Regions from separate parts of the Mus musculus genome. Here region 1 is linked to region 2. A link is a loop called in an ENCODE intact Hi-C map of the cell type or tissue named here. Cell type or tissue: gastrocnemius. All regions are shown on one strand. Each heading gives the region's core, and the rest is flanking DNA. Links, peaks and the distances in the headings are about the cores only. Region 1 holds the start of Cpped1 (calcineurin-like phosphoesterase domain containing 1). Region 2 overlaps Snx29 (sorting nexin 29).

The links. Peaks named below come from ENCODE experiments on the same cell type or tissue, not always from the same donor. Only the 100,000 strongest peaks of a DNase experiment are listed, where the experiment ranks them.
Region 1: it touches region 2 in a loop (2.0-fold over the local background); 6 of 42 quality-filtered maps call a loop at or near these places.

What each region holds. Positions count from the first base shown.
Region 1 is chr16:11,902,114-11,917,165 of GRCm38, reverse strand. Cpped1 (calcineurin-like phosphoesterase domain containing 1) reads left to right here and starts at 7,743. Exons shown (of 4, transcript NM_146067.3): 1 at 7,743-7,900. The coding sequence starts at 7,831. Gm9961 (predicted gene 9961) reads right to left here. Exons shown (of 3, transcript NR_033509.1): 2 at 14,005-14,162. In gastrocnemius, for the core only: a CTCF peak has its summit at 7,689; DNase peaks (open chromatin) are centred at 7,872, 8,642, 9,224 and 10,068; H3K4me3 peaks cover 2,194 bases; H3K27ac peaks cover 2,436 bases.
Region 2 is chr16:11,447,913-11,462,964 of GRCm38, reverse strand. The region is part of intron 13 of Snx29 (sorting nexin 29); the gene reads right to left. Among named protein-coding and RNA genes, the nearest start is that of Gm32100, 130 kb to the left of the region's middle. In gastrocnemius, for the core only: a CTCF peak has its summit at 7,269 (motif pointing left); no DNase peak of the experiment used is centred there; H3K27ac peaks cover 1,913 bases.

The DNA of each region.
Region 1 (15,052 bases), core at 3,981-11,980, 450 kb before region 2:
GGCAAGATGGCCATTTTTACTATATTAATCCTGCCAATCTATGAACATGGGAGATCTTTCCATCTTCTGAGATCTTCTTCGATTTCTTTCTTCAGAGACTTGAAGTTCTTGTTATACAGATCTTTCACTTGTTTGGTTTGAGTTACACCAAGATTCTTTATATTTTTTGTGGCTATTGTGAAGGGTGTCGTTTCCCTAATTTCTTTCTCAGCCTTTTTATCCTTTGTGTATATCTTTCTTATTTTCATTAGGATATTTGTGCTCTCTTGGAGTTCAGTGAGGGATTTATTCTACCCTCGTGGTTGTGGTTATGTTTTTATTTGTGTCCCCTTCAAAGTCTCTGAACCTATTAATAACCTTAAAATAATTACTTGGACTTGAGTTTAGTTAAAGTATTCTCACTGGGGTCCTTATAATGGAATTGATGACCTTTGAGGCAGGCATTGCTCTCTGCCTCAGGATGGTAAACATCAGTAAGTTTAATCAAGAAAAAAACCTCAATTTGATTTCTCCAGTATTGACTAAGTGATTTTAGTGCTATGGTGGTGTGTTCCCAATTCTTACTATGTTCTATGCTCCCTGGGAGCTTGTATCTCTACAAAGAGCTGAAACTGTACATCTGACATGTACATGAATTGAGAGGACTGGTTTAAAGTGAAAATGTTTTTTTCTTTATTCTCACTGAGAAAGGAGACAGGACTTTGATATCACCAAACTCAATAAGTGTAAAAATACTAAGATGTACCTTAGGTGGATATAGTTACTACTTATGGTTAAAAAAACAAACAAACAAAACAAAGCATTGGGAAGTATTCAGAAGCCCTTGTGGTTATCCTTAGAAGGTAATGCACAAGGGAGTGTTGCACAGTGCAGAGCTAGAAGTGGAGATAGGTGGATGAGCGGAAACCCACATAGACTGATTACATTCAAGCTACTGGATGAAAAAGGTCAGCATCCTGCCCGCCTCTCTGCCCAGGGGGCCTGCAGACTGTACCCTGCTAAAAGGCCATTGGTGACTTTCAGATCAGCAACCACAACAAACCATTTATTGAACAATTACTAGATATAATGATATATGTCTTAAGTACACCATGTCACCAAATCTCCAAGCAACTCTGTACTTAAACATGACAAGTGCTAGTTTACAGGTGAGATAAGCAGAAGGCTTTGTAATTAATGACCTTGTCTCCATTCACAGTGCCTACGGCAAGAAGAATAAATGTGGTCAGGTGATCTGAACGTCAGGTTCTGTGACTCTGCAGCCCAGAAGTAAGACAACTGCTGTTTGATAATTAAACAGGGATGTCAAATGGACACATTCACAAAGACAAGACTTTAAAAACTCATTATGGCATGGGTGATAAATACCTGTATTCCTAGTGCTTGAGAGGCTGAGAGAGAGAATTAATTGAACTCAGGAATCTAGTAAAATGTAGACAAGAAAAGAAGTTAGCCTGGAAAGATTTTAAAGAGTGGCAGTGTGGAAACTGACACCAAAGGGCAGGAAACAGGAAGAGAACTTTCAGCTCTGCCATCTTGGGAATGATGGCTGACATCAGGTAAATTACCTCCAGCTCTATGAACTCAACTTTAAAAAGGAGTGAAAATTTATTTTGTTTTGGTAATAAAATGAGAAAATATGCATAAAATATCTTAGTAGGTACTTATAAAGAAAAATCATATATTATGACACCTAAAATAGTTTTCTTTCCTATAACAAAGAACAGATAAGCTAACAATCTCTGAAGAAGGTTATAGAGATGCTAAATGGTGCAAGGACAGGAACTCACATTACTGCTGAAGAGTACAGGTCTAGCTTGGAAGTTCTCAAATATTTATCTAACGAGAGGGAAAGTGATATTACTATCAACCCATTAACATTATCACTGAAATGATACATTAAAAGTAAGCTAGGCATGGTGGCATATGCCTGTAATCTTAGCACTCTGGAGATAAAAGGCCAGCCCATGCCTCACACTGAGATCTCAAAACAGCAAAGCCAAACAAAACAATGAGTTCTCATCTTGTTGTTGGTGCGTCCGCTTTCATGAACAAAGACATTTCCAGTTCTAAAAAAAACTACCAGTTTGCTTTTCCCTTAAAACATACAAATAGAAAAACAAAAACAAACAAATAACAATAACAAAAACAATCTCAGGGGCTGGGAAAATGGCTTAATGAATTGCTTCACAAGCATGAAACTCTGAATTCAATCCCAGAACAGGCATAAAAAAATGCTGCCCTAGTGCTGTGTGTACTGGAGAACCACAGACAGGTGAATCCCCGAGGTTCCCTAGACAGATAGCAAGATAGCCTACTTGATGAGCTCCAGACCAGTGAGAGGCCCAGTTTAAAAAAAAAAGAGTGGGAAAGTCCCCGAGGAATGACACAACTGTTGTCCTCTGGCCACACATGCAAACACATCATGTACATGAACACAAACAGGAATATACACACGTGCACACACAAACATGGCAGAGACCAAGTTTGCAAAAGTGAAAACCTTGTGCCTTTTCTGGACTCCCCTCTTTCCCTATCCCCAAACACCCCCATGTGCAAGTCAGGACTGAGTAAAGGTGAGAGACATTTGAACCCAGAGCACTGAAGAGGCACACTTGCGTTGAGAATATTGTCCTTCATTCCAGACAACACCACCTTGAACTATGCTCCCAACTGTGGGGTTTGGAAATTTTAGAAGAAAACTCTCTTATGGTCTTTACTGAAAGCAACAGAATCAATAGCACATGCCTATATCCATAGAATGGCTTATCTGAAGGAAATTGCCCATGTGATTCTGGAAGCTAGCAGGTCTAAAATCGACATTGTGAACTGGCAGGCTTAGGACCCCAGGACAAGCACGGAAGGCTACAGGATGAGCAGTGGTGACTCTCTAAGTTCACTAGGCTGAGGTCCTCTTGCCCAGGAAGAGGTCAGTTTCTTCTCCATCCAGCCCCTCAGCTGTCTGAATGAGACCTATGATGGTTGATACTGATTGCCAAATTGATAGAATTCAGAACTGTGTAGGAAAGAAGCAATTGGGTGTGGAGGTCCAGCCTCAGCATGAGGAGGGTCCCAGGAAAGCGGGAATGGGAGTGGCAGTGGTTCAATAAAGATCCGAGTCAGTAGTGGATGCAACTGTCAGTTCAGGTGCTCTCTCTGTTCCCGAGGACTCTCACCATTCTTCCCTTTTTCCTTTCTCCCTCTTTTTCCTTCTTCTCATCATTCTTTTTCCTTCTTCCTTTTCATTTTTTTGGCTTCTCTGGACCAGACAGCCTGAACAGTTTTTTTATTTACTAAAGCAAGATCATCAACATTGTTAATATTTTTTTAAAAGTCCTTAAATTTCATAAATTCTATGAATCCAGGATCATTAGTTCTAACCTCTGACTCCTTAAAACGGAAACTAAACACAAAGCAAAAGCACATTTCTTTATGGTTTTTACGGTCTGTCTTCATGAGTGCTGGGCACAGCTCTTATGTTTTCCTGGCACGGCAAACAGCAGTCTTTAGTCACTATTTTCATGTAAGAACAAAAAGGTGACAGACTACTAAGGTTAAAACAATTTCTTACAAAATGTTAAAATGTCTGCAAGTAAAGTAGGCATTGCTGTCTTCAATCCTTCAAGTAGCTAGGAGAACACAGTCCATCATCTTTTAATTCTCTGATCTTTGTTTTCTTGTCCCGACAACTCCATGGCCTCATGCACGCTCCGAAGACTATTCCTCTCTAGATCACATACACACCTTCCTCCTTTAAGATAAACCCATCATCGTTGCTTGTTATCTATAGATTCCTTCTTTTCCTATTCATGTCTTTTCTTCTTGAGAACATTTTAGCTCTCTGTCCTTGATATCCTCAGATTCACCCTGGCTAATTAATGCAACAGTCATTGGATCAGAATGTTCAGGTATCTCCTCATAATTTCAAGTTCAAGGCCAAGTCTCTAAATGAGCAATTTCTTCAAAGGGCCATGTAGGCTTTTATGGCCTCTGTGGTTATATTGTCTAGATACTTTTCCATGGCCCTAAAGGCCAAGCGAAGGCCTGTTCCCCATCCTCCACAGCCTCGTGACAACCTCCAGTCCTCACTTCTGAGATCCATGTCTGTTCATTTATTGTGCAGTCATTAGCTCTGAGCAATGAGGGAAGTACATTGCCCAGAAAGAGAGATTGAGTGTAAAATAGAAGAGACAGCAGATCAGCTTCAGGGCAACAGCAACCATCAGCCCTGTCATTGTTGCAGGGGCAGGAATTGTGTCACACATCCCCTTACGCAGCCATGCTGGACCAGCATCTGGGCATGTCTGTGAGGGGTTCTCTGATGAGATGCCAACTGAGGTGAGAAGGCAGAACTGAGCGAATGCTACACATGGCCATCCGGGGCTTCGACTGAATGAGGAAGATGGACACTCATCTCTCTGTGTCCTGACTGCAGATGCTGTGGCCAGCTGCCTCATCTCCTGCAGCCATGCTTTCCCCGCCTCAGATTGTGAGTCAAACATACAGTTTTTTTAATTTAAATTGCTTCTTGTCTGGTCTATTAGTCACTTTTCTGTTGTGATAAAACACCATGACCAGGAGCAACTTATAGAAGAAAGAACTTATCTGAGCTTACAATTCCCAAGGGACATCATGGCAGCATGAAGCAGGCACCATGGCAGGAACAGCTGTGAGCTCACATCTGGAATGGCAAGCAGGAAGCATAGCAACCTCAGAATAGTGCAAGACTTTAAACTCTCTAAGGCTGTCTCCAGTGCTATACTCCCTTGAGCAAGGCTGCATCTCCTAAGCCACCCAAACAGCGCCATCAAGAGCAAGGAGAAAGCAACTGTGCTGGCTTGAATGGGAATGGCCCCATAGGCTCATATATTTGAATGTTTGGTCATCAGGAAGTGACGCTATCTGACAGGAATTATGAGGTGTAACCTTGTTGGAGTAGGTGTAGCATTGTCGGCGAAGTGTGTCAATGAGGGTGGGCTCTGGGCTTCCAAAAGCTCAAGGCAGGCCCATTGTCTTTCTCTCTTCCTGCTGCCTATAGATCTGGATATAAGACTCTCAGCTACTTTTCCAGCACCATGTCTGCCTGTGTGCTGCCACGATCATTGCCATGAAGATAATGGACTAAACTTCTGAGACTGTAAGCAAGTCCCTATTAAATGTTTGCCTTTGTAAGAGTTGCTGTGGTAATGGTGTCTCTTCACAGCAATAGAACACTGACTAAGACAGTAACTAATACAAGGTCTGCCACACTATGGAAAGTAAAAGTGCAAATAAAAACTCATGGAAAATCATCGATTCAGAAGTAATCAGAGCAAAGCTTGACCTGGCCCTATAGCCTACTAAAGTGACATAACATCACAGAGCCTCACCAAGAATACTGCTGACCTTAGACAAGGCACTTTTCCGTACATCAGGCCTCAGCTTCTTATCTGCATTCTAGAATGTTTCAATTGGTTCTAGCCACAGACACCTTGAGGAAGAGCTGGCTCCACTACTACCCAAACTACATTCTGAGGACAGAAAAGTCTATTACCCTATAAGGACACTCATGGGGTGGGATGGCATACCAGCTAGTGACTGTCACCCTTCTAAAATCTACCCCTCTCCTCCCACCCCACTCCTGGTAACAGTTTTCTATTTAGAAGACCACATTTCAAAGGTGCTGTGCAAAGAAAGAACTAGATCCATATATTTAATGAGTTGAGAGACTTGTGGATACAAAAATTACTGCCTGAGATGTAGGCTAGGGCTGAGTCCCTCGGAAGTATCAGGGCTTTGGCTCTCAGCCATTCACTTTCACTTTGCCCATTTCGTCAGATCCCTCCTCATGTCCAGGTTGTATGTGGCAAATAGAGGTATGATGATTAATAATTACCATGGCTAATATACTTACTACTTGCCACTGCAACTGTTACTTTAAGCAGTTTGACATACAAATCCATCAACTCTTGTTACTTTGTTCACGACTATGGCAGAAACGGATCAGAGAAAGGTTTTTATGTTGCAGATGCTTGCACAGGAACTTAGCCAAACATCACAAAGATGTATGGCACAGGAGCTTCTCACCTCAAGAAGGGCAAGCGGCACACTGTCACAGGAAGTGTTTAGGAACAAGATTATCTCCAAGACACGCCTTCCAAAGACCTTTATTCTTTAACCTGGAATCACCTTCTAAAGTTCTCTGAACCTCCCAAACCACTGCCATTTGTTAAGTTTTAAACCCAGGACATGGGTGAGGTGCCAGTTTAGCACATCAAAGTGGACCTGGCCTCCAGGTTCTTCCAGCAGCCTCAGTTCCTACCTGATATAGGGTATGGCTGGCATATCCCACCCTTTACCCTGAACACTCCAGCCCAGAGGCTGGGCTGCCCTTCCCCCCCCCCCCAGGGGCTCTTCCCTATATAGTCCAGACATTTTGTTACCCAGCCTTTTTGTACCTTTGGCCTCCTGGCTGCTGCACCTGGTTCTTTTCTTCCCTCCTTCTCCTTACCCCTTCCCCTTGCCCAGTATTAGATTTTCACAGATGTCTCAGCTTTTGGCTACACTCTCCCACAGATAAGCTTTCTCCTCCACCACACCTAGGGGGAATTCATATCCTTTCCCTTCCTTTTTATTTCTTTTTCTTTCGTTCACAACTAGCTGGGGACAACTTCCAACATGAGCCTACGGGAGACATCTTATGTGCAAATTACAACATCATCTAACTTTCTCACCAACCCAATAACCCTAGGTATTGTTATTGTTCTCATTTGACAGGTAGGAAAACTGAGGTGCAGAGCAACTAATTTTTAAGATCATACCTAAAGTAAGTGGTAGTATTAGGATAAACCCAAGTAGCTGAGACACAAGCTCATTTGTATTTCTGTCCTAAATTGCTAGGACTTATATCTGACTCTAGTTCAAGGTCATGGGACATCATCCTAGCTCTGTTAACCATACGAACATTTCAGGCTTACACTTGTTGAGAAGAAAATTTAGCAACTTGGCAGATCCTAGGAATTCCCCTGTAGTGCTTAATAAATGTATCCTCTTTTTGGAGATCTGAATTTAACATTTTCCACCTCGAAATCTGGATTGCTACCAAGTGTGAGGGTTGTAGTCCAGTGTAACGGCTTTTGAGTTGGATAGATTTTGTCTTGCTCACCTGCAGCTCTTAGCTTTCAGGAGTTGTGTCTCTCTCTGAGTGTCAGTTTCCCCATCTGACAAGTGCAGTCAATGAGGTAACAAGCAAAACACAAAGTACTTCGGGCAATGCCTGTTACCCAGCAACAACAGTGACAGAATGACAGTGGCAATGTCCAGGCAGTCAAGATGCCTTAAAGACTCTTGAGATTATGGTGGGCAGTTTGGAAGGGTTGCAACATAAAACTTAGGACATCAAATTGAAATGGAATTTCAGATAAACAATATTTTAAAAATAACTGCTTAAGTATCTCCCAAATACTGCATGAGATATATTTAAGCTAAACGTGGGTTTTGTTGGGTTTTTTTGTTTGTTTGTTTTTGTTTTGTTTTTTCCTATTCTTGTTAACCTGAAATCCCAAATTATGAAGCGGCCCGATGCGTGTTACATAAGACAACTCCAGGCCTCAAAGCCTCAACCCCCAGTCTGTTCCAGTGAAAGTTGGATCCTGACCCCGGGAGGATCCCACTAGGGGTGGCAATCTCCGTGTTCTGCCCAGGCAGTACTAGCAGCACCCAGAGCGGCCCCGCCCCGCCCGGCCCTCCTGGAGGGCAGGTTCCAGAAGCTGTTCCAGGCGGGGCTGCCGGGTGGTGTGGAGTCGCTCCCTCCTCTCACAGAACGTGCCCAGGCAAGGCCAGTCGCTCGCCATGTCCGCTATGGAGGCGGCGGATGTTTTCCACAGAGCCCGGGGCAGGACCCTGGACGCGTTTTCCTCAGGTACTGCTTGGCTCTTCGCCTGGGAAGGGGGGCACTCCAGAGCTGCAGAACCTTCCGCGAGGGGAACCTTCCGGTCGCGGGCGCTCACTTCTATCCGGATCCCTTCGTGGGTTGCACACAGCACCGGGGACCGTTGTCGGAGTTGTTCCTCCCTCGCAGTGTTGGGTGCTTCGCTGGCCTTGACTTGACCTTGCAAACCACAAACTTAAAAAATAAAGCAAACAAACTAAACAGAAGCGGGGCGGAGGTGGCAGAGAAGTGAATGACTGCTTGGGCTCTGCTACGGGGCCTGTCTTCTCTCTTCCTTGGCAAGCTTCTGCGGGGCAGCTGACAAGCGCTGTGTGTGTCAGGGGCTGTCAATTGTAGTGAGAGTGTTTTTATATCCAGTTGCTTACTGTAACCGTAGAAAGGGAAGGCATTCTGGTCCAGGTAGCGTTCTTGGAAGTTGGGCTTAGATAATCTGACCCAGTCTTGCCTCAAAGGGAGCGTTGTTAACACATCAGACTATTTCTGTAACCTTGGGTGTGGAACACATGCTGGGTGTTAAGCAAATGATAGGCCCCAGCAACTCAGAGGATACCGGATTGGTTCCTGTTTCCCTGTGTTTCCTTTGGATCTTTGGGGTTGATTCTTCTCTGGCACTTGGCTTAGAATCACAGGAACGCTCGCCTTGTTATCCAGCCTCTAATTTGCCTGAACTGCTCTGAAAAAAGAATCAGGCCCGTTCCAAACCCGGAGGGCCTTGGCACCTGCTCTCCTCTGCTCACCTGGTGGGACTTGGAAGTCTGGCACCTTCTCAGCCTTCACATCCTATTTTCAGGTTCATTTCCTCAGACTTACCTCTGCCTAGCTAGCCAAAGAAGATCAATCCTACAGTTCTCTGCTAGGCCTTTGTTTCTTTTCCCCTCCTTGCAGTTCAAGGTTCTGCACAGGTGCGCACAGCCAAAAATCCACTGATGGTGGACTGGGGAAAGTCCAGTCTGCAGTGTTGCCATTTTCTACAGATTTTAATGTGTCTTAGGTTTTTGTTTGTTTGTTTTCCCAGCCTACATGTTTTTGAGATGCCTCCTATTCTAAGTAGTTCTCCTTCCTTCCTTCCTTCTGAACAGTATCCCATTGATTGCGCATTCGTGCTGTATGTTTTGTTAATGGATGTGCTGAGTTTTACCAACTTGGTGTCTTTCTTGTCTTTGCTTCTCCAGATTTCTCTTTGCCACAGTGCTCTAGGAGCGACTGCTTGCAGGAATGAACTCTTTGTCCTGATCCTTAGATTGGCAGGAGAGCTGGGCAAGAAGACACTCAGCCAACCAGAAGCTCCCACGGGAGATTAGGGGGAGGAGAAACAAACACCTGAATGTGTATTCCTGCACTTGATGCCCTTCCAGGGTTCCCCTTTGTAGACTGTATTCCTCCCTAGAAGGCCCTGTTTCTCCCAACAGTCTTTATGTTCTTAGACTCTGTTCCCAGATGGAGGTATCTGAATGACAGTGGCTCTATCTTTTGGCTGCTTAATGTTCCTCATAGTCTCTTTATATTCATCTCATCCCAGATAATCCCTTTGAAAATGACTCAGGCATTTTCTTAGTTTTAGTATATTTACTATTCCTCCCTTGGTCCTGACTGATACAATGACCATTTAGTTACGTGCTTTTCATTCTTGTAAACAGTATTATAGTAAGCCTTTTTGTACAACTGTCTTTTATAAACACATGGGAGAATTTCTTCTGGAGCAGGGATGTGGGTTATAGAGTATAATCATCCCCAGATTTACCAGGTATAGCTATATTACCTTCCAGAAGTGGTGGCACACACCTTTAATCCCAGCACTTGGGAGGCAGAGGCAGGCAGATTTCTGAGTTCGAGGCCAGCCTGTTCTACAGAGTGAGTTCCAGGACAGCCAGGGCCATTCAAAGAAACCCTGTCTCAAAAAACAAACAAAAAAATAAATAAAAAATAAAAAGGGGGGGTGTAACTGTTTATTCCCTCTAGTAGACTGGAAGAGTTTCCTGCTATCAGCTTCTCTCCAGTCTGAGAAATATCATGTTTCATTTACACTCTCTAGTAAGCTGGGAAGAATAGAGAAGAAAAGGGTGACAAATTCCCAGACCTCAAACTCCAAATCTAGGCATGGAGCCATGGCACAGAAGTAGGAATCCTTGGCACCCAATGGCCACTGCAGTAGGAGGAGTTGGGACTGTGTGTACTGTCCATGCTTGATGAGGGGGAGAGCATTGACTGACATCAGAATAAGGAATAGAATCAAATGAATGAAATGGATTTGAGATACCGTCTGGAATGCTGAACACTGGTCATTTAGAGAGGCAGGGATGTGTGCCACACAGTGGGAGTAGACAGTGCTGCCTTAAGATCTGGAGACATTATTCTGAAGGGAACAATGTACCCTGTGGATGGTTCCTGTGCATTGTCTGTGCTGTGTTCCTTAGCATGTGTTTCCATTCAAATGAGTGCAGCATACAGCGAAGATTCCAAAACAGAAACAGCCAGAAATTATTGAAAAACCAGCAGCCAGCCTTGGCACCAAAGCCTGGCAGGAAGGCTTAGGTGTGTGTGTGGAGGAACATGGTATCAGATGCCACAGAAATGTACATAGTTGTACTCAGAGATGCCCCCAGGACAGTCAGTTACTGTGGGAAGTAGAGCCTGAGTCTATAGAGACAGATCTCACACCTCCTTCAGAGGTGTTCAGTTAACTCAAGCAGCTGTCCCAGGTTTACATTGCACTCATCCCCAGGAATTAGCTACCTGAGCGACAGAGCCCCAATTTCTCCAGGAGTTTGATAAGTGAGTCTCAGTTTCAGCCATCCTTCCTTGTTAACATAATCCGCTCTGCTCTGCTGATGAGGGCTCACATTCTTAAGGCGTGTTCAGATACTCATTTTAATTAGGCAAATTGATAATTATAGTTCCTTGACACATATCCTAATTAAGATTCTTTTTCATCTAGCATGTAACTTCCTTCTCAGAGGTTTGCCACATCTGTTCTGAAGGAATTCTGAAAGGGAGAAATCACAGGACAAAGGTGCTTTTTAAAATTGTATTTGAGGGCTGGTGACATGGCTCAGAGGGTAAAGGTGTTTGCCACCAAGGCTGACAACCTGACTTTGATTACCAGAACCCACATGTTAGACAACTAACTGCCATAGGTTGTCCTCTCACCTCCAGGTGAGTGCCATCTGTCACCCCACAAAATAATAAAATTGAATTTAATTGTTCTAAGGTCCTAAACTTATTTGTTCTTATTTTATCCTATCAGGATATTTCTACCTTCTTGGGTAGCTTTCTTTAAAGAATTGTTTGGGGAACTGGAGAGGCTCAGCAGTTAAGAATACTTCTACTCTACTGGAGAACCCGGCTTCAATTCCTAGAATCCAAATCAGGTGGCTTACAAACACTTGTAACTGTAGATCAGGGGGATCTACACCCTCTTCACAGGACCCAGACACATGTGGTGTGTACTCACACAGGGAAACAGGAACAGAGATAAAAAATAAAAATAAATTTTAAAGGAGTGCATTTTTAAAATAATAAATAAAAGATTGTCTCTCTCAACGTTTTGCACCTCTGCAGCTGCCTTGTAGGAACTGATGGTTTTTGTTAATTCTGAACATTTCTCAGTTTTCCCTGTAAATCCTCTCACTGGTGAGAGTAAGTGGACTCTCAGTAGAAATAATCAAGCTTAAACAGTTGTAACAGGGCAGGAGATGAAGTGAGCGCTTCAGTTGTGCCTTTTCATTTAGGACAAATTAGTTCTTCCTTATTTGATCAGGGATCTGTTCAATAGAAGCTGTGGGAGTGGACAGATTTGGCCCAACAGCCGAAATCGATCCCGAGTTTAATCCCAGTAGCTGAGCTTTGGTTGGTTGTGGAAGGCCCTGTGGTGATAACTGAGCAGTATGCAATTAACCAGGGAAGCTGGACCTCAGTGACTGTTGATTGACTAAGTGACTGTAGCCAGTTAAATTGTTTCTTGTGTTACTCACTTCTGTGCTGCTTGGCCAATGCTGGAGCTCTCAGTGCTGGCTCTAAGAGCTGCCTACTCACAAGTCATTTTTGCTTTGTTTTGCTTTGATCAAATAACAGAGCTAAATTCAATTGGCCAAAGGACGTTCCCTCATAATAGTCCCTGTGAGTAAAGAGGACTGTTCCTCATTGTAATTACCAGCTAAGGGAACTGCTCAACAGTGCACATGTGCACGTTTAAAAAGGGCACACTTTAAAAAAAAAAAAACTAATTTTTAAATGAGTTTATTTGAGAATGGCTCTAGCCGAGGCTGGAACTAATACACCTCCTGCCTCAGTTTCCCTAGTGCCTGAATGACTTCTGGGTACCACCAGAACCTTGCTGGGTCTCTATGTTTAAACACTTCATTGGGATCTTATTTACTGTAACATTCTTTCCTATTGCGCTTACAGCTTGCTTTCAATAATGTTCCAGAGTGATGCAGGCGTGCAGGACTTTAACGCAGTATTCTGTCCACCTGCAGTCTGGAAGTGTCCCTACTCCTACTTGTCACGGGTGCCACTACATTCCTGTGCAGATAAGTCTCATTTGGACAGTTCCTGTGAATGGAGTCATATGTGGCCCTTTCCTGGTTGGCTTCACCTCGGAATGCTTCAGAAGTCATCCGCACTGTAGCGAGTAGCTAGGGCTTTGTCTCCTTTGCTTCATCCCATCTAATGTGGGAATAACCAAATTTGTGTGTCCATGCACTGATAAATATTTGGATTCTTTTTATTTTGATGGGTATTCATTAAGACACCGTTTAAGTGAGTAGCTACTATGAACAGAACAAGTGTTTAAAATTTTTTGTAGGTTTAGAATTTCTGGGTCATGCAGTAGCTGTGCTGCTATTTTACCTCCTGAGCAGCAGTGCCTGTGAGTAACCCGAGGAAGAAGCGTTTCTTTTGGCTCACAGTCAGAGGTATAGTTCTTCACGGCAGGGGCATGGTGACAGAGGGGTCCCAGCTGTGGCAGCTGAAGGCAAGGCAGGAGGTGTATTGCACCCATATTCAGGAAGCAGAGAGAGAGGAACAATGGATGCTGCACTCGGTTCTCCCCCCTTCTTCAGTTCAGTGCATTGAGTGGTGTCGTCTGTATTCAGAGTTGGTCTTCCCTCGTCAGTAAAACCTTTCTGGAAATACCCTCATAGACACACCCAGAGGTGTTTCCACAGTAATTCACTAACTCCAATGAAGTTGATTAGCCATAACAAATAGTGTTGGGTTTCTATGTACTTAATGGTCACTGGTAGACCTCAGAAGAAATACTTACTAAGATCATTAGCTATTTTAAAATTGTGGGGTTGTTTGTTTGTTTGTTTTTTAATAGTTGAGCCAAAAGAGTTCTTATTTCTGGACCAGGCTCCTTTCTTACTGAATGTATGATGTACAGATACTGTCTTCAAAATGGATTTTAGGTTATGATGAAGTGCAGCTGATCAGCTTTTTTTTAAAATCATGTCACAGCTACAAAATATTTCTTTTCCTAAGTTGCAGATCACAAAGACAGTATTTAATATATTTTATGGTAAGAACTCTTTTTTTTTTTACTGTTATCAACTGCTATATCAATCTAATGCTAAATTTTTTTAAAATTGGGTATTTATTTCGTTTACATTTCCAATGCTATCCCAAAAGTCCCCCACCCGCTCCCCCACCCACTCCCCTACCCACCCACTCCCACTTCTTGGCCCTGGCTTTCCCCTGTACTGGGGCATATAAAGTTTGCGTGTCCAATGGGCCTCTCTTTCCACTGATGGCCGACTAGGCCATCTTCTGCTACATATGCAGCTAGAGACACGAGCTCCAGGGGGTACTGGGTAGTTCATATTGTTGTTCCACCTATAGGGTTGCAGATCCCTTTAGCTCCTTGGGTACTTTCTCTAGCTCCTCTATTGGGGGCCGTGTGACCCATCCAATAGCTGACTGTGAGCATCCACTTCTGTGTTTGCCAGGCCCCGGCATAGTCTCACTAGGGACAGCTCTCTCTGGGTCGGTAAGAACTCTTATTTAAGACAAGCAGTCCTTTCTCTTTTAAGTTCATAGAGACCCAGTGAGATGACTTACTGGGTAAAAGCACTCACCATGAAAGCCAGGTGACTGGACCTCCATCTCTGGAACAGACAGAAAGCTGGATATTGTAATATACATCTGTACCCCCAGCACTCCCACAGCGAGATGGGAGACAAAACCAGGGGAATTGCAGACCACGCAGCTTGGCAGCCAGGTATCCTGGAACATACTGCACAGAAAAAGCAAGAGAACCAGCCTCAGAAATAGATGCAAGGCAAGAACTGACTTGCAAAAATCGTCCTCTGGCCTCCTTAGGTGTGCTGTGGCACATGGGTGCCCTCCCCAGTAATAAAGTAAGTTAAAGAAATCAGTTTACACGGCTGAGGATGGAACCCACTCCTTAGGCATGCTAGGCAAGGGCTCAACCACTGACCTCCCCTCCCAGCCCCTCGAGGTGATGTCTCTGTGACATAGAGGAAGGGTCTAGTTATTAGGAAGCTCCCTTTGTTACTTTCTTGTCTACCTATAGTTAAACAGTTTAAAACAGAAAGAATGCACTGAAGATTTTAACATTTCATCCCATGAAGACCATAACTGCACACATTTACCCATCCTTTTTAGGTCAGGCCAAGCACCTGTCTTGGCCTGAATGTATAGATAGACCTGGTGTGACTTTTTTATATAAGCACCAATGAAAGAATCTTTTCCAGTTGCGCATATTCCCCCAGCTCACCCCCATAGAGATGTAGTCAATTAAAAAGCAGTTGAGAAGCACTCTGTGGGGAGTTCTTAGATTTATATCTTTTCCTTTCTGACATTTGTCTTCCAAACACCCAATTTCATGGTGTTTTATATTTCCCAGCTCACGTTTATTGAGGCTCTCCCCAAAACTTTCATCTTCATTAGAGACACACTTAGAGTTGGAAACAACTGTCCGTGTTCTTCTGCTTCACACACGTCATTGAACCAGGCAACTTCTAAGTAAGCAGCAGCACCAGCAGACTGCAGACAGGTCACGGGAAGCACATGGTGAGCCAAGCAAGCCACTGAGGGCCTGGCGCACAAGTGTGTATCATGCAGGAGCGTGGAATGAATACCAACAGCGGCTGGACCACTAGC
Region 2 (15,052 bases), core at 2,680-10,679:
GACAAGATGAAAAGTGCCACACAAAACAAAAAGAGCAGCATAAAAAATGAGGGGAGGAAGCACTGCTCTGTGGAGTCTGAAAGACAAAGAAACAATGAGGAAAACCATGGGTACAGCAGAGGCCCTTCCCAGACAACCTGGAAAAGAGAATTGCCTCATGAGAGTGTCCAAGTGCTCAGTGCATGTGGAAGAACTCCTTGTTCCCTCTCACTAGGAATCCAGGAGGCTGGGTTCCGAGGTAAAGTTTCTCTACACTGCAGACTACTGCCTCCCACAAGGAGCAAGCACTCTTCACGGTCCTTGGTTTTCTGAGACAGAGTCTCATCTATATAGCCCAGGCTGGCCTTGAAGTCAGAATTCTCCTACCTCAGTCTCCTAAGCGCTGGGATTACAGACATTCACCACATTCCCTGTGTGAGTTTCTTTTAAATTACACTGATTATTTTATATGTTGTATGTGCATGTGTGTGTGTGTGTGTGTGTGAGAGAGAGAGAGAGAGAGAGAGAGAGAGAGAGAGAGAGAGATACATGCCTGTGCCATAGAGCACATGGGGAGGGCTTTCAAGAACTAGATTGCTATGGTCCCTTTGCAGTATGAGGTGAACGTAAAGTTCATAAATTACAGACAGCAGCAAGTGCTAGACCCTCTCTCTCAGCTGATGCTGCCACAGATCTCTGGGAACTAGAAAGTTACAAAGCCCACAGGAGAAAAGAGGGCACCTCAAGCCCCAAGTTATTCCTTAGCATTTCCTCAACAGGTCATCAGGCTTAGCCATGAGCAAGTTTACCTGCTGAACCATCTAGATGCACACGCATACACACACACACACACACACACACACCCTGTCATTCCCAAGTAGCTCACTGGGACTTTTAAAGCCAGGCAGGCAGTTTTCTGGGCCCTCCAAGTTGATTTTGGCCTTGGAGCTGAGCATTCGGTGAGGTTAAGTTTGAATCTTGTAAAGAAAAAGCATCTGAAGAAACGTCCATCTGCGCCAAAGAAAGCAGGCCGCACCCTCTGAGGGCTGCTAGCGTAGAGCCAAGTCTAGTATGTCTGAGCCTCCGCTCCACTTCATGCAAACCTGTGAATACAAACTTAGCAGCACACAAAGTCTGCAAAATTCCCGAGCACTAGACCTGACAGTTGTCTCTCTTTAAACCACATGGCTGCTGTGGCCAAAAATATCTCCCCTCCGCCAAGCTTCCTGTTGCTCACTCTGGCTCCAAAATAACAAGAAGTGGCTTGGCAGTGATGTCATACTGCCACTGTCACTGCCTGCAGGGCACTCACATGCTGACTATATTTAAGACCCAGGCTTCATGTCAGTGACACAGAAATTACCACCTTGTGAGCCAAACTGTACTGGAAAGATTTGAAAAATTACTTTCTGTGAATAGGCAGGCTGCATATGTTGCCTTCTCTCTGGGCAGAGGCAGAGCCCAGTGGACAACAGCAAAAACCTCCAGCTCCTCGTTCTCACAGTTTCCGTAGCAGCAATATCTCTCCCAATGGGTCACCTTTTCAGGCTCTCTGTTATCCCTCCACACTGCTCTGTAAGTTTAATTCTACCCTCTAGATCTTCCCGACTTCCCATTAGGAAAGGCATCCCAATGAAACACTAATGAACAGTGACCAAGCTTCCCTCCCCCGTGCACAACAAGCATAACCTGTTAGTGAGGGCTGGCTCGTATCTCCTGGTTCCAGTGAGTTTATCTCTTCTTGCTTCCGCACTTTTGTGTGGGCAAAGAGACACTTCAGATCCAACTCTCCCACTCCTCCTGGAATTGCTGTAGGCTTCTCATATCTTGATGAACTGCCTAGACGGTGGTACAGCTTTTGTGGGGAACACCTACCTGCACTGGGTACTAAGGTCTGATGGTCACACACATAATGTAAGCACATGCTTCCAAAGGCAGACGCTCACACAGATACAACTTCCTGCTCACTCTCCAGAATTCCACTCCCTCAACAAAGCCTGAATCTAAGAGAACAGTTTAGAATCAGCAAACACCCCGTGGCTTTCTCTACTGCCTGAGGTTGCTTGGGCAATGCCTAAGGCGTTCCGCCCTCCTCCCGCCACGCTATGCTCCACGTTCCCCATGGAGACGTGCCTGGAAAGCCCACACTGACCCTCACCATTGAGCCTCACTGCCTCTTTTGTTTGAGAAGAAACTTGCACATTTTCAGATCTAGAGGCAATGTTCAAGTGTTTGGCCTCTCCACCTTCCTTTCTCAGAGGGAATCTCACCAAACTCCACCTTCTAAAACTCACGAGCAGGAGTGAAACAGAGGCGAAGCAGGCAGTACCAGCACAGGCCGGAGTATGTCCTACTTAGTGCGCTAAGAAAGGTATACAGCTTGTTCCACTACAACCATATGCCTTGACTATGGCATCCCACTCCTGAGATTACACACAGAAAAGACACAGAGGGACAGAGAACTGTGACACAAGGATCTTTGCTTCAGGAGTCACCTACTGTCTCATGGAAGTGGATGCAGACTCAGCATCACATGGCTGGAAACTACTGCAAACACTGTGACATGCCACACAGCTTTAGCAATCACAGTGAACTAGGCCCACTCACAGCCTGCTCTGTTCTCTACAGTAAGACTCTATTGCAAAGAGATTGTATTAATTTGCTTTGCACTGCTGCAACATAGTGCTGAGGTGACACAGCAAATGCTTTCAACCATTCAACTTGATTTTTGATTTTGTTGTTTTCAGAGGGGATCTTGCCACATAGCTCGGGTTTGATCAAACTTACTATATAGCCCAGGCTAGCCTAGAATTTAAAATCTTCCTGCCTGAGCCTCCTGGTGCTAGGATTACAGATGTGCATTGCCTGGTTAAGAAATCATATCTTAGGGGCTGGTGAGATGGCTTAGTGGGTAAGAGCACTGAGGTCCTGAGTTCAAATCCCAGCAACCACATGGTGGCTCACAACCACCAGTAATGAGATCTGATGCTCTCTTCTGGTGATCTGAAGACAGCTACAGTGTACTTATGTATAATAATAAATAAATCTTTGGGCGGGAGAGAGCAGGGTCTAAGGGAGCGGCCCAACAAGATCGAGCAAAGGTTCTAAAAAATTCAATTCCCGACAACCACTATACAGCTACAGTATACTCACATGCATAAAATAAATAAATCTAAAAATAAAAAAGGGGGGATCATATCTGAAAGCAAGTCAACAGTTCTGGGGTAGCTTCCTGCTACAAGTGTCAGGAGAGATGGAGCTGGAAGGGAGTCTCTCCAAAGCCCCCTTAACCTCTTCAGGGGCAGCTCTGTGAGGCAGGGACCTCCCAGCAGGCCCCGCTGAGGCTCCACATCCTCTCCCAACACCACCATACTGAGGATCCCAAATCCCCCTCCAGGGAAAACTCCATCCAAACTGTAGCACAAATCATGAGTCTTCAGAAATGCTCAGACCTTCTACCATGGCAGTTGTACTCTAGGAATCAAGCTGCAGTTAATAAAGGAGTGGCTTTAGAAAAGCCTGTATGCTTGTGATACACTGTAAGAACTCAGGAAGAAGGAAAGTGACATCGTGATAAATAAAGGTGTGTCCAGACATAGTACCCCCTGTGCACAGACTCAGAGAAACAAGGTTGACTTCCTTCAAAGCTGCTGTGCACTACTGGATCAGATTTTGTAAAGTGAGTTTGAACCTAAAGGCATAAATGCCTCATCAACAATAATCTGTGTGCATGTGTGTGAAGACTCGTGTGCCACAGTGCATGTGTAGAGGTCAGAGGACACCATGTGGGCGTTCACTCTCCCCCACCACATGAGATCCAGGGATTACACTCAGGTCTCCAGGCTCAACAAGGAGCTCCTTCACCTGAGCCATCTTGCCAGTCCCCTCCAAATAAAAACTAAAGCACTAGCAGAGACTGTACCCAAGTGGGTGTCTTTAGGAACTCTTCTGTCCTCACACGTAAAGACTATCAGTCACACTTGCCTTCATTTGCTGGGGCGAGGGCTACTTAAACATGATCTGAAATCTGCATAGAAACAGAAGAAAATATAAAACACATGACACATAACTTGCAACACACAACTAAAGGTGTAAAAACTAAGCTTAGAAAATGGACTTGATGGACTAACAATGAAGACAGTGATTGATTGCATTGGGCCATGGGATTTGGGCCTCCTCCCATTTGGGGTTGGTCCACAGCTTTTACAATTGCAGGGTAATGTTTGAAAACACAGAAATAAAAACTTCCTTAAGAAGTGTCAACTAGCCAGAGATGACAGAATTCTGCTCTAGCTGAGTCTGACAGCACACCCCTGCCATGCTAGCACTAGAGAAGCTAAGGCAGGGGGGTCCCAATCAAAGACCAGACTAGACCATATAGGAAGAAAGAACCTGCCTTAAAAAGAATTCCACCTCAGAAAACACATGTGCAGTTTTAACCTGTGAACACGCAATCCGTGTTGACGGGCAAAGCATGAGCAGGCCTAGGCTTAAGTTCACATACAGATCGGTAAACAAAGTCATCCCTTAAGTTGTTTACAGCTTACTTGAAAATAAACTCTTAAGCAAAAATGAAAAATGCCAACACTTCCAAAAGAAACTAACAGTAACAAATTGACTCTCCATTTGGTTCTGAAATAAAAATATCAAGCACCTTCACCTTCCTGGATGTCACCAGCAGCCTCTGCATCCCCTGCAGAACCTCAGAAGTGCCCACCATCAGCTCAGCCTGCTGCACTTCCATCACCCAATACCTGGCAGGACATTAACATCTGGGCACCAGACCTGTGCAGTCTGGGTCTCGCCTCTAGAAAGCCTAACTTAATTAGTCTGGAAGGTGGCCTGGGCCTAATAGTTCTGTAAGCTTCCCCTGGGGACTGAAATGTGCAGCCAGAGCTAAGCAGCATGGTTAGCACTTTAACCCAGAGAATTCTTTATTAGAACGTTAGTTATGTCTGAGCAACACCAAGCCAGATGAACTCCAAAAAGTGACTGTAGCCTTGAGGTGTAGGAATAAATTACTTCCATGGTCCCAGCTCTGGCTAAGGATACCTGCAGGGGCCTCTGGGTGGCACTTATCAGCATTAACTCTTGCAAAAAAATCTATAAGAGTAAGACTGTTTCACCCTGGCTTTCCAAAGGAGAAGCATTAGGCACTAAGTGGCCATCTGCCATCCCACATCCACTGGGAACAGAGGCTCCTATGTAAATAAGTATTTCCTTAAATGGTGCCTGAGGCACCTCCCTCTACCCCAGCCTCAGACAGAGCTGACAATGGTAGCACACTCTTGTAATCCTAATATTTTCAAGGCTGAGGCAATGGGACTCTGAGTTCAAGGCCAGCCTAGGTTATACACTAAGTTCAAGAACATCAAGAACAACCTGGGCTATCTACCAAGCTTCTGCCAAAACAAAAACAAAAACCAAACAAACCCAAAGACTAAAGTAAACTGACGCAAAACTAATCCCACCCCTGCCCCACATCATGCCACACTTACACCTGAGCATGGCTGGCGCACAGAATCACTCAGCCAAATGTTTAACATCTGTGTCTATACACCCCATCCCACCCCACCCACCCCTCTTCAATTTAAACACATAGGCTCACGCAGCCATGCTCTGTTCATTTCTAACTGATAAAGCTTACCACAAAACAGCTGCTCTTTGAAGAGTTAACAAATGAACAAGGTAAACTACAGAGCCTGGAAGAACTCCGGCAGCACCAGACTACAGGTGAGCAGTTTCCACTGAGACAGATCTTTGCCTATCCTGATGCTTGGGCCTAACACACAAGTCCCGACTTATACATGGATTCCCCTGCTCTCAGCTGCAAGTTAGGGACCTGGGGCTGCTGCTGAGCATGGAGCAAAGGTGGGACTCTCAGCTCATCACACCAGACAAGTGACTCGTCCAGTAGCCTGAATGAGGGAGGCAGAGGGAAGGGTGACTGGACACAGTAGGTGCTCAGAAGATCACGTGGGGAATCAGGTCAAGAGGATGACTAAACATACATTCTGCAGTGTTTCTGCCAATGGTCCTGAGAAAAAGGACAAGGGAAAAGGCTGAGGCAGGGATTCTCTTGGTGGCAATGCTGCCCCCTTCAGGTGTGGGATAAGTAGGCATGCCTGGCGGCATAGTCAGGCCAAAATGTAGAGTAGGCTGAAGACACCATTCCTTCTGAGAGGCTGGGGCAGTACACAGTGCTGGCTCGGCCTCCTAGGGCCATCTGTAGGAGACTGGTGTAGAATCTGAACCTGGAGCCGCCTCTCACAGATGCTGACAGCCCTTCTCCTCTGGGGTCTGCTGCACTCTGCATTTTCATTCCGTATTTGCTATAAACAGCCACTCTGGTCCTCCCTCTCTATGTGCAAGCTGTGGACCAGGAAGTGCTTTATAAGCTGTGGGTTGGGCCTTATTCGCCAGATACTGAGGCCTAGTGAGGAAGTCTGAGTCTTTGCTCTAGTTTAGAGACCTGTCTTGCTCACTTCCGTACTGGAGTGACTCAGCACTTTCTGCTTAAGCCTGCCTTTGCCTAGCTACCACTGATGTAGAATAACTTTATTGGCTCTGTCAGTCACCCTATACCCTACGGCATCCTTCCCCGCCCTCTACATCATCTCACCTCACCAAAAATCCCCACCTCTTTCTTCAACCCTATATAAAGGAAAGACTGCTACAATAAAACAAGTTCCTGCTCTGACAGACTCCCGGCCTGGGTGTGTTTGTTTTGGGCTGCAACAGTCACCATCCCACTCAGCCCTGGAGAGACTAGGCTGGCCCTGCCAGCAGAGAGCTGGCATCTGTGGTTCACTCTGTCCCAGAACTATCCTAACCAATGTAGAACAGAGTCTGCTTCTATTATGAATGGCTTCTTGTTCATTTCTCTTTCACATAAACTATAAGCTAGCTTCCTAAATCACTTGTGTTATATGTATGTTATATTAGTTATGGACATTAGGAGTGTCACCAAGAATGTTTACAAAAAAGGAACAGCAAATCTGCTAGCATGAAGTCCAAAGACGGCAAAATAGATGACTAACAAGGTCACTAGAGGTCACAGTTTGTGAGACATAAACCACAGAAAGCAGCCAGAGGAGGTAGCATAGTGTACTCACTCCTGTCAGATTCCACTGAGGGCTGTCGGCCCAACGCCACTAATACATTAATTTGGAACATCTAAAGCACCTAAATGGGATGGGGAGGAATCACCATGGGAAGTCTACAGTCACTGCTGCCCATCTAGGGAAGTCCTCTCCAGCCCCACACTCACTCCTGCAGTTCAGAAAGGAAAGGATGCCACCTCCTGGATACAGGGAGCGTTGATCTGGGCCTGAGAGCAAGAGATGCCTGCTGCTGGGGAGACGAGGTGAAGTGGCTGGGCACAGCACAGCCATGGTCTGTTACAGATCCTCTAGTCACCATGAGAGAAGATCAAACCTGATAATGAAGCCAACTGCAAGAAAAAGGATAGAGAGATGTGGAGAAACAGGTCTCCTTCACAGCAGGAGTTCCCTAGCCACTCCACTGCCCTTCTTCAGAGGCCTCTAAGTGGGCTTCTGTCATCCATGAATGCTCTCACTAGCTAAAGCTAAAGTAGAAGGGATTTCCAGAAAGCTTCACTTCCCAAATGGTGAGCAAAATAGTCTTGGAACAGGTAACAAGCAAGTCCAAGAGCTCCCTAGAACTGAGCTATAACTAAGAAGAGCCCAGTGGGCATTCCTTGGAGATAACTTGGGTCAGGTCACACCACCACTAGCCCCACAACACTTCCCTCCCTCACCAGACCAACTTCACTGAGACCTATTTGAGCCAGGCATTACGTCAGCGGTAAGAAAAACCAGGTGAGCACAAGAGCATGCCCCTCCTGAGGAAGCCTCTGGCCTAAATTTGAGCCTTTGGTGGCAGTACGCTATTGTCACTGCTAGTAGTAACTGTTGTGCAATGCTGGTGCCTGAGCATGAGCACCACGGAGAGCCCTTACCTGGGTAGGTCAGGAGATGCTGGACACAACCTTCTGCTGATGAATGTTCTTAAAGTGACAAGAAACAGAAACCCAACTCCAGTTCATCTCAAGAGCAGTGGGGATTCATCAGCCCACACTGTGAGAAGGTCCAGAGAGGCCTTCAAGAGTAGGTTGGAGCCGGGCGGTGGTGGCGCACACCTTTAATCCCAGCACTTGGGAGGCAGAGGCAGGTGGATTTCTGAGTTCAAGGCCAGCCTGGTCTACAGAGTGAGTTCCAGGACAGCTGGGGCTATACAGAGAAACCCTGTCTTGAAACAAACAAACAAACAAACAAAAAGAGTAGGTTGGCCCAGCATCCCAGTGAATCCTGAAACCCAGCTCTCTTGCCCACCGCTCCTCATTTGAGTGCCTGCATACCCTCACCCTATGCTGTCTTCCCTCATGAGAACACAATGGCCAAGGCAGCTCTAGGCTTCATACCCCAACAGAAAGTTACCCAGAAGAGAGAGCCATCCAACAGACAAGAGATGAGCTCCCACCAAAGTTCTGAAGACCCACCCCTGTCTCCATGGCAAAATTAGACCACATGTCATTTCTGAAACAGTCTAGGAACCCTGCAGCAATCTTGCTGGAAGGAGATGGAATTACCTTGACCAAATTAGATATGTTAGACCTGAGCTGGAACCCGGAAAATGTCAGTTTCTGCCACTCCTGTGTAACTTTAATGCTTTCAAATCCTTTTTAATGATGGTTCTTAAACACTTTAACCTCTCTTACAGCCCACCACTCACCAGAGGTAGTGGGAAAGAAAGGATATGAGGGGCGGGCTTATGGACCTGTTTAGAAAGGTTCTTTGGAGCAACTCCCATCTGTGTTATCTAGAAATAGCAGTTCAGTTCACAGGTCAGCAGCAGCAGCTTGCTCTACTCACAAACACTTCACAGACATACAGCAGTCCAGGTTGGTAGCGTCGAGATAACAAACACAAATCAGCAGCAGTGGCGCTACCTAGCAGAGACAGCCAGGCCTCAGCCTCTGCACAAGTCAGCAGGAGGCACCAGGGCCAACAGGAATGCCAGGAAAAGTTCTCAGCTGTGCCAATCTCAGTGAAATGAAGATCAGCAAAGCGAGACCACCAAGTGAGTCCTTTTTATACCCTCCAAACATCCCGTGTCCTCCCCGGGTCTTGCCTCAGCACATGCATCTGTCTCAAAAGTCACTGCCAATCAGTCTGCAGAAGCGGCAAAAAGCCGCAGCACACCACCAGAAGTTGCTTGGTGCATATCTCTCTATGGAGTCCTGACAAATGGAGTTCAACTATACAATGTAAGGCAGACCAATACATGCGTGTTGTTAGCAAAGAATCTTTCATCATGTGTCCTTTAACAGGATTACTTTAGCAGAACATCCTTTCTCCTGTGTCTGCTTCAGCATAACTTTCCTTCATGAGTCTGCCTTGGCCTTTCACCTATGTCCACTTCAATGAAACATTCCTTCATGTGTTTGCCTTAGCAACACAAGTGACTTTCCAAAGAACCCTTAAGTTTCCACTTCACCTGGCTGCCCTGGAACTTGATCTGTAGACCAGGCTGGCCTCAAACTCTGATCCACCTGCCTCTGCCTCCTGAATGCTGGGATTAAAGGCATACACCACTACTCCTGGATTTAGAAATATGTATCTTTTGATAGATATATGCCAGAGCCAAAAGAAAGAGAGGGTCAGCCCACTGGACTAAGTGCTTGGCAGATACATGTCAAGACAGAACATCCCCTATGACCTTGTCCCAGAAAGCAGAGTCTATAGTTCTCTGATAACCAACAGAAAAAGGCAGAGCTTGAGCCTTGACAGACAATATAAGATTTAGAGCTTTTATTGAAAGCCAAAAGTCTCGACAGACAGAGATGCCAGACAGGATCTGAGCAGGGCACTGAGGTCCCTGTTTTGCCTTCCCTGTATAGGCCCACACCCTAAAAGTTGTGCCATGAGGACCTCAATCTCACACATAGACATCATTGTGAAGATCTCACTGGCTACCAGCCCAGCAGGAACAATAAACAAGAGGGTACATACTGACCAAGCAGGGCTGGCACACCCAAGGAAGCTGACCTCCAAATGGAGGCCAGTGTCAAAGGCTTCAAGATGCTTTGGACAAAGAAAGGACTCCAACACCCAGGTCAGACCCAGAGTCTAGAACTATCAACAGCCAAGGCACCAACCAGAACGCTTGTCCACACCCTTGGGCTGTCAAGAGGATGACAGATGTACTTAAGCCCAGAAAAACCACAGTCCACCGTTTGCCCCTAACATACAAACATGAACCCTTCGTTAGAACATGGTAAAAATGAGAGAAAGCCAACACAATCTGGATAAAGCAACAAAGATTGGCAGGTGAAAAGTAGCTCAGAAAGGCTGGGTTCAGCAGCTCAGGTGCCACCCTCAGGAAGAGCTGCACCCCTCTCCTTCTACTGTGTGTGCATTCATGCACTGGGTTAGAATCTTTCCTCAAAGGAACAAAGACCCACCAACTCCCAGGTTCCCTCTCGTCCAGGCAAGAATGCTGAACCTTGCTCTCAGCACATCAGCCACACACATTAGCTAGACTCCATCATGGTGGCCAAGGAATGAAGCAGCAGAGTGACACTAGCATGAATAGCCAGGAAGGAGGAAGAGCCACTGGTGGAGTGTGAGGGTCTAGCCGGCTGGGTCATGGATGCTGAGGGAGCTGATTGAATCTCAATTCTGGGTGTTTGAGGTGTTTCCTGGAGAGCCAGCATCTGAATTAGTGGACCAGGCTGGGACCTTATCAGGACAACCAGGTGCCATCCTTGCACTGAGGACTCCAAACAAAACAAAGGAACCAGGGAAGGTCAATGCTCTCTCTGCCTGACTTCTGGAGCCAGGGGTGGTCCTCTCCTGCCCTGGGGCTCCTAGCTGTCAGCCTGGACCCAGGCCTTCAGACCACATCACTGGATTTCCCAGGCTGCCACTTGCAGACAAGGTTAGGTAAACTCCCTGGCACGCAAGTCATATGAAATCAATACCTCAGGACCTCAGAAAACCATGTGGTTTTCTGGAAAGGTACAGACATCCTATTGGCCCTGCTTCTCTTGAGATCCCTGAAGTATCAGGAGGAAGCTGAAACCTGGAGATGGTGGTGGGCAGCTTTTGAAATGGTCCCCACTGACTCTGATCCTGATAGTCATCCCTAGTGTCATGGCTTCCCACACTGCCGGGCTGTTCTGTGTATCTATAGAACTCAGCGTGCTCTCCAAGGTGACAGAAACCTCGAGACCTCCACCTGGAGCATGTTCTTTCTCTATGGGAGCCACATTGAACAGCCTACAGAAACCTTCAGATTAAGGACCCTAGGCCTCTTATTGACAGACAGACAGACAGACAGAAGACACCAGCCCCTAGTCTGAGACAAGCCTGAGTACACCAACTCTAGCCAGCAACTCAACTTCTACCTCCTGAAAGACCCCTCCCCATCCATTCGCAGACACCTCACTCCCAGAAATCGTGGAAAATTCTAAACACTTGCTGTTTCTGGAGACCAAATTAAGAGATGATTTATCACACAAGAGACAGCTAGCATGATGAGCAGAGATAGAAAATTGTCCTTAGAGTGACCCAATGACTTTGACCCTGTTCTCTAATTGGGAGACTCAATCCCTGATGCAGTAGCAATGCTGAGAGGTGGCCCTTAGGAACTGGGCAGGGGCTGGCGAGATGGCACAGCAGCTACTTACGGCTTTTCCAAAAGACCCAAATTTAGGTCCCAGTACCCATGGGGAGGAAAGGAACTCAAGTTCGAGGGCTCCAATGCCTTCTGACCTCCACTGGCACTAGAAATACACTTGGTGCACAGACACACACAAAAGCAAAATATTGAGACACGTAAAAATTTAAGTAATTTTTTAAAGAACTGATCAGGTTACAAGGGCTCCGCCCTCATCCACCACGGCTTAGTACTAAACATGTCTGTTACAAGAGCAGCTCCTCGGCCTCTTTCCTCCCACTCTCCATGATGTGATGGCTTCCATTGCATTCTGACATGCCAGGAGGCCCCTGAAGGTACAGCCCCTCAACCCTAGCCTTCCCAGCTTCTAGAACTATGAGGCAGTTATTTCTGTCCTGTTCCGCAAGACCAGAGACTTCCTTCAAAGGGACTTCTCATGTAAATGTAGTCTTCTCTTCTCTAACATCTGTCTCCCAGCTGGAAGTAAGTCAATGAATTATTTAGAGATGTGACTTACACAGCCTCACTGCACCTGATTATAGTGCTGCCCATCAGGAGTGAGTGGCAGCCGGGCCCAGGAAAGCTCTGCACAAGTTACACGCCCTTGGTCTTTGTTGAGCCATAGCAGAAGCTGAAAGTCATTAACTTTGAGCAAAAGGAATAAGCAAATGCTAAATCTGCAGCGTGTGTTTGTTTCACCACCAAGCACGCAAGGCTGGTGAAACACGTGCGCACACGCATGAACTCTCATCGGGTGCTTAGAACAGACTGTGCTCTTCTGAGCCTGACTAGCCTAGCTTTTCATCCTTCATCTGTTGCTATTAGAATGCACCTTTGATTAGACAAGGTTTCAGTTAACTAATTAATAAAAAGTGATGGTAGTTAGCATGTATTATCTTCATACAAAGCATATTTTCTGAAGCAAAAATGGTCTCTCATGGTCTCTTTTTATCCATGTGATAATTCATTCAAGTTTTCTTTCTCCCATTTTACAAATAAAGACATTTAAAGAGGTTAGGAGCTCACCTAAGGTCACCTAACTAACACGCTGGCCCCTAAGTCCAATGCCAGAAACTGTACCCTAAACCACTAAGCCACCTGTGTTATAGATCTTGCCACCTGAGCTGGAGAGTGGGGTCAGGGGTTAGAAGAGGGGGCCAGCACATACATGAGCCTCAGCCTATGATAGTCACTCCCCCATGGTGACTGTAGCACACAGCCCTTCTAGCTACCAAGCAACAAGTGACTGAGCAGACCCACTCGCCCGCCAGTGTGGCCAGCTGCTCAGGGGGGTTTCTCCCACTTTCTCTTTTTGAAGAATTTGTCTGTTCTACAGATGTCCTTCCACCTGCAAACTGCCAACTTCCAAGTGCCTGAAACAGTTCTTGCATAACTGGGAAGACTTCACATTATAAACCTCGGTCTCTATCCCATGTGTAGCATAAATTGTTCTCTGGGATTACCACAGCTAAAAAGAGCACTCAATATAAAACACGCACAGCAGCTTGTCAATCGTCTCAAGACTCCAGCAGCCTTCCTCCTCTGTCCACGTCAGTGGATAGGACCATCCTCTCCCACACAGGTGAGGAAGAAGCTGAGCAAGTCACCCAGAAACACAATTTCCAGGAATGGAGCCAGGGCTAAGCTGACTCCTAACACAAGCCAACACAATGAAGGGACCATAGCCCTATCCTGTTACGATGTTCAAAGCCAGTGTCTCTGAAGACTTGAGTCATCGAGCCAGGATACACCACAGAGCTCCAGTGAGGTCACGTGAGATGGAAGACCAGTGAAGAAATGCACAATAGGAACTAATTACTCTACTTCTGACTACCTCTGACCTGGCTCTGATGTCCTAGAGCAGGGCTTCTCAGCCTTCCTAATGCTGTGACCCTTTGATACAGTTTCTCAGGAGGTGGTGACCCCCATACACACACAACATTAAATTATTTTTGTTGCTACTTCATAACTGTAATTTTACCACTACTATGAATCATAATGTAAAAGGCTGTATTTTCTGATGGTCTTAGTTGACCTCTGTGAAAAGGGTAGTTAGAATGCCCCACCAAAGGGGTCATGGCCCACAGGTTGTTAGGATGCAAAGAGAAGAAGCTCAAAGAATGGAATGTAGAAAGGAGGTCACAGGACTGTGCTGAATTACAGGAACATGAAAAGTACTCACGCCACATCACCGAACACAGCCTCTGGACATACCCCAAAGAACCACCAATGTTAGTGTTTTAGCATGAAATGTCCCCCACAGGATCACGTGTTTAGTACTGGGTCCCCAGGTGTGGGAGGTGTGGGGAGGTTATAGAACCTTTAGAGTACAGTCTAGGAAAAAGAAGTGGGTCTTGGTACATTTCTGGTACCAATGTGAGCCCTCTGCTTTCTGTCTGCTGCGGTGATGTCAGCAGCCACATTACCACTTCCTGTCTGCTGTGGTGATGTCAGCAGCCACATTACCACTTCCTGTCTGCTGTGGTGATGTCAGCAGCCACATTACCACTTCCTGTCTGCTGTGGTGATGTTAGTTCTTCCCTAAGTGGCATCTGTCAGATAGATGTTTTGTCACAGTAGACGCTGCTCACGTCACCGAAAATGGGGAAAACTGGGAACAGTCCAAGTGCTAAACTGACCAATTAGTGTGGTCAATTTAATATGCTACATTAGTTCAATGAAATACCACACACAGGTCTACACAAACGGCTAACCTCAAACTGCCTTACAGTAAGAGGTGGCAGGGGAGACAAGATGAGGAACGATGGGGAGTCAGCCGCACATGCAGGGGATATGCATGCCCACAGGAGAATGCACTCAGGAAAAAGAATGGTGCTCTCATAGGAGGTGGGAATTTTAATTCATCATGTTTTATCTAATAAGATATAAATGACATCACAGAAAAAATAATTAGTGCCTCTTAAAATAAGCTTAGTAACATTTATAATTATAGAAATGCTCTTGAAAAATGACCCACCAGCCTAATTTTTCTCCTGTAATATTATAAGACCCGAAACCTTGCTCCCACAAGAAGAGCTGGGAGCAGCACCATTTACCGCAATGCTGTGGGGCCCATTCAGCTCAGTACCTGTGAAGGACACAGCCTGCACATGCCTGCACTCTGACCAGCAAGTCCAGAACCGCTTCCAGCAAACACACTCAAGTGGGAACACAGTGGCAGACACTCAGGTTATGCACCGGGAAGTATCACAGAAGACAAAATGTCCTTACTGTCCACTACGAGCAGACTGGTTAACCCAATCCTAATACAGTCAGGCCAGAACACACCAGGAGCTACTAGAAAGAAGATGGCAACCCTGGGCACACCCCTCCAGAACCTGCCTGGAATGTAGTGTGAAGAAGAGGGGAA